2 separate regions of the Homo sapiens genome follow, and region 1 is linked to region 2. A link is a loop called in an ENCODE intact Hi-C map of the cell type or tissue named here. Cell type or tissue: MCF 10A. All regions are shown on one strand.

Region 1 (2,500 bases), 250 kb before region 2:
AAAAGTTTGAGAACCACTGGATTAAAGAATAAATACGATTTTCAATTAAATTTCTTTCAGAAGACCCATTCAAGAAAGTCTAGTTTTCCTGTTGGCTTCTAACACCTGGACTCAAGGCACAAAATATAATGTGAATTGGAAATTAGGCAATTGAGAGGTAACAGAATCAATATGGTTTAAACCAATTTGTACTACTTTGGCCAAAAGTTCACTTTGGGATCTAATGAATTTGTTGTCTATGTTAAAGAAATTGATGAGAAACTGGCCATCTCTGTTCATTGCTTTGCAGTTTGTAGACACCCAAAGCCACTAGAGTTCTGTGTAGTGAGAGGTCTCACTCTCTCTCACTGATACAGCACACATCTGTCAGGTTTTCTGGGAGCAAGCAACAGAAGCTGACTCTGGCCGATTGGGCAGAGAAGGAATTTATCAAAAGGATATTGAGAGCTCTCAGAATCGTCAGGAGAGGTGGAGAGCAAGGTCTGAAGGTAAACTTAAGGAGCAATGAAAACACCGCTCCGTAGAACTAGATTGACAGAGGGACCATTGCCCCTACTGTTGTCCCACTAAGCCATAGAAGAAACCACCACTATTGCTATGCCAAGATCTCATCCTTGCAAACATTGTCACCCCAAAAGTCAGACCTCTTGCTGCCATCCTTGCCAGCACAATGGATCCCCTGGAAAGTCTCTTTCCTTGAGTTGCTCTCTTAGAATCAAGGTCTTATAGGAGTGTGTCTGATTGTCCCAGCCTTGGACACACTTTCATCCAGTCTGAAAGGGAGGCCCAGATTTGATTGGAGTCTTCTGGGTTTTGCTTTGGAGTAGTAGGATCCACAGGGCTAAAACTATTCCAAACACAGCAAAGGCATTTAACAGGAGCTGAGAGGTCAGAAAATAGGACTGACGTTTGCCGCATATAGTGTATGAAGTCACAGAGTTACAGTTATGCAGAAAGTTTCAGAGTCAGGCAGAATTGGGAGTCAGTTTCAGAGTTAGGGTCCTGGCTTTATGGCTGCTAGCAGCTGTGAGATCTGAGGCAAGTCAAACTCTCAAAGCCTTAATGGTATCACCTGCCTCCTTGGGAAGATGTGAGGGTTAATTTCCTGGGTGCAATAATGTGTAACATAATATTATGTGTACGTAGTAGGAACCCAATAAATGGTAGCCATGAATATTATTAATTTTCAGACTCTGCCATAGACACTGCTCTCTAAAGGGGTAAGGAGGAATCAGGCACAAGGAGGCCAAGGGGCTTGACTATAATTTAAGCAACAACTCATGTCAGGATATGCTTCTGAACTCACTGATTCTGGGTTCAGCTCCTATCCCAGTTCCTGAGCTTCATTACCTCCTCGTGCAATCAAAAGGTGGCAGAAGTGACTGGGCACAGTGGCTCACACCTGTAATCCCAGCAATTCAGGAGGCTGAGGCAGGTGGATCACTTGAGGCCAGAATTTCAAGACCAGCCTGGCCAACATGGCAAAACAACATCTCTACTAAAAATACAAAAATTAGCCAAATGTGGTGGTGTGTGCCTGTAATCCGAGCTACTTGGGAGGCTGAGGCATGAGAATCACTTGAGCTTGGGAGGTGGAGGTTGGAGTGAGCGGAGATTGCGCCACTGCACTCCAGCCTGGGCAACAGAGTGAGACCCTGTCTGCAAAAAAAAAAAAAAAAAAAAAAAAAAAAAATGGCAGAAATAATAGAGTAATAAAGAAGTAATCCACATCAGTTGGTTATTTTAGGGTAGGAAGATTTAAGGTGAGTTTTACTTATCTTCCTTATTCTTTTCTGTGTTGTTTGAAAATTTACTGAGTACATAGTATTGAAAATAATGTTAAAAATTTAAAATTAGCAGTAAAGCTGTTTTTATCCCAGGAACAACCATCTGTCTCAATTTGGGTTTTCCTCAAAGCTGAGCCTGAGACAGAGATTTGGGAGCAGGTAAAAGGTGATCTAAGTCTCAATCCTGGTTCTCCAATGTGCACTAAAGGGGTTAATCTATGTGAGCATTTTCCAAATGTAGATCAGTGATCAAGAGATTGCTACCAGGGATTACCCAAACAACAGCGTCCATAGTGAAATGAGTTTGGGAGATGCAGGGACAAACAAAGGCTTCTTTACTGTGCGACTTCTCGGGAACTTCCCTCTGGTAATGCATATTGAGAGTCTCGGAGAGGGACTCACACAACCAGCCCTCCTTTTTATCCCAAGGGGACTTTGCAGGATTAATATTCTGGTGAGCACACTTTGGGAAATGTTGGATGATCTCAGAGGCCACTTCAGGCTATAAATTTGGTGATTTCTATGATCTCATCTAATCTTTTCCCCAAGTAAGCAAGAGGAGAAACTGTGGTCAAAATCACTCATCAAAACCAAGTAGCCAGTTATTGGCAGAACTGGGGCTCAAACTCAAATCTTTTGAGCCCCCATTTTTTCCCCACTAAACACAGGGTAAAGAAGGCAGGTGTTATGAATTGAATTGTGTCTCCTCAAAA
Region 2 (2,500 bases):
GTGGGACAACAAAGTGACACTCTGCTTTTTTCATTTCAGCTCTCAGCCTGAGAACAAGTGTCTCTTTTGTGGTCTATTTAGTGCCCCATTTTTTCTCATTTTTATGCTTCATGATGGTGATTTTGTTGTTTAAAATGGTCCCAAAGCATAGTGCTAAAGTGATCCTAAGTAGAAGGCTGCTGTGTGCCTTACAGACAAAATATATGCGTAAGAGAAGCATCATTTGGGGATGAGTCACAGTGCTGTTGCTATAAGTTCAGTGTTAATGAATCAAAAGTGTATATTGAATAAGATATCTTTAAACAAAACATAATTAAAACAAGGTTATATATTGATCAGAGGCTCAAAGGAATCTAACCCTGTGTTTCCTGTAGGAGCAACTGTTTAGTACTTGTTAATTCAGTGCTCACAGCCACTTTATAGAACATAACTGCCACAAATAATGAGAACTGACTGTGTTTGCGTAAAATCAACTCCACCACTTGCCCAGCTGTGCCATCCTGGGAAAGCTTCTTAACCTCTCTGTGTTTTATCTTTATTAAGAGAAAAACAGGGATACCATAGGACCTACAGCCAAGGGCTTTGGGGAGGATAAACTGTGATGTTCCTGGTACAGCAACTGGCACACAGCAAATGCTTAATAAATAGGAGATATTATTATAATTATTATTGTCTGAGTTCAGTTTCTTCATGATCATAGCAAATTTTCCGGAAGTGTACTTTCTTCTATTCTGGGACAGTATCTGGTGCAGAGTAGGCACTTATGAAAGATATATTAAATGAAATAAGAATTCTCTGATCATATTAGGTGGAAGATCAAAAGCTGGAAGAAAGCAAGTTCCTCTGTTCCTGGTCTCTGGGTTTGATATTACCATTGTGGCTGGCAGGGGTGGGAGGGCGTGAAACATTATAAAAACTCTCTCATTAGAACCCACATCAAGACACTAAATCCATAGCATTGACAGACTGTTGACTCACCTCCCCCTGGAACCCAGAGAATGCCCAGCAGATGGAAATGTACCCAAGACGAAGAAGCCGTGGTATTTTCCCCATGTCACCAGGCGTGAAGCCAGAAGTGGATTTGGCAGTAGTATACAATGGGATTAATCATCTGTAAATAAGTCACCTACGTTGCCTTGGAGATGATTTTTTCATCTCTAAATGCCAAGTCATCACCATAAGAACTGAGGTGTGACATCCGTACGGCCTCTGGGCTTGGTATCTGACCTTGCATTTGCAAGTTGCTCTTCAAGCTGTCTTTCCTCAAAATGGAAAGCATTTGGGAGCTGTCCACTACAGACTATCTCAGGGAGAGTGTGTAGGTGGATTTCAGGGGCTACAACCATTAGTCCTCTCTTAGGAAGCCAGAAGTTATGCAGGAGGGTTATTGGTGGCACAGCTAAAGGAGAGTGTGCATTGTATCCTGTTTCTTCATGGCATCCTGATGAAGCTGTGTGACTCAGAACCAGTTAATTTCTCTGAGATTTAGTTGTCCTCATTTGTGAAATAGCATCTATTTTGCAAAGCCTATGGAAACTGACCCAGATGAAGGAGAAACTTAAGCATATTCTTGGTGGAGTCATATCGCCACCTACCCCTTCTTCTCAGGGTTTAGTAATAGCTACTAACAATAGCTAACTTTAATTGAGCACTTATCTTGTCCCAGACATTATCTCATCTACTCTCCCCTTAACACTATTGTTATTTCCATTGAACAGATGAAGGAACTGAGACACGGAGATGTGAAGTAATGTTTCCAAAGTCACATAGCTAACAAGTCGGGGAGCGGGAATTTATCCCCAGCCTATCTGACTCCAGAGTCTGTGCTAACGTCTAGCAGCTTCCCTTAAAGATATCTGTATTTTAACAAGGGCATCTTGGAGACAACAAGATACATGCTGGAATTTCAGGTGGAACATTCGGCTAGTGAGAAAGACATCTGCAGAAAACAGGCCCTGCAGCACGCCTTACCCATGATTATCTTCCTCTACTTGAGAGCTGACCACAGTGCAATCAAACTAGAACTCAGGGTTGAGAGCTGACCGCCTAAAGTGGGATTGGAAAATTAAACTCACTCATTATTTCTTCCTTCTTAAATAAAGGACTATGATTAATTTGGTGTATTGAGCTGTGATTAACTCTGAGACTTTAGGGTCTCAGAGTTTACGGGGCTGAAGTGCAAGGGCAGACGCCCCCCAAATTCCACAGACCCTCTCCCACTCCCCAGCTTTATTTTTCAGCATCTGCTGGGCCTTGTCACTACTCTTCCCAACAATTTCTGAGCTAGCTATAAAAATCTCCCATTTTACAGACAAGAAAGTGAAGGCAGAGCAGTTACATGACCTAACAAGATAGAAAACAACTAATAGATATAACTGGGATTCATATCCAAGGGTGCCTGGCTTCAACATCAGACCTCCCTTTCCCGACATGGTCACCCCAGAAGGCTTCCCTGATGCTGCAAACCTAGGCCTTGTGCCAAAAGGCTTCATGAGTCTGG

The links. Peaks named below come from ENCODE experiments on the same cell type or tissue, not always from the same donor. Only the 100,000 strongest peaks of a DNase experiment are listed, where the experiment ranks them.
Region 1: a loop joins it to region 2, with 10 times the contacts of the local background. A loop is called at or near these places in 3 of 110 quality-filtered maps.

Annotation. Positions count from the first base shown.
Region 1 is chr5:159,827,776-159,830,275 of GRCh38, reverse strand. The region is part of intron 2 of LINC01847 (long intergenic non-protein coding RNA 1847); the gene reads left to right. Among named protein-coding and RNA genes, the nearest start is that of LINC01847, 42 kb to the left of the region's middle. In MCF 10A, no CTCF peak of the experiment used is centred here; no DNase peak of the experiment used is centred here.
Region 2 is chr5:159,580,665-159,583,164 of GRCh38, reverse strand. All of the region lies in intron 13 of LOC105377684 (a long non-coding RNA gene), which reads right to left. Among named protein-coding and RNA genes, the nearest start is that of LINC01845, 120 kb to the right of the region's middle. In MCF 10A, no CTCF peak of the experiment used is centred here; DNase peaks (open chromatin) are centred at 214, 1,064 and 1,444.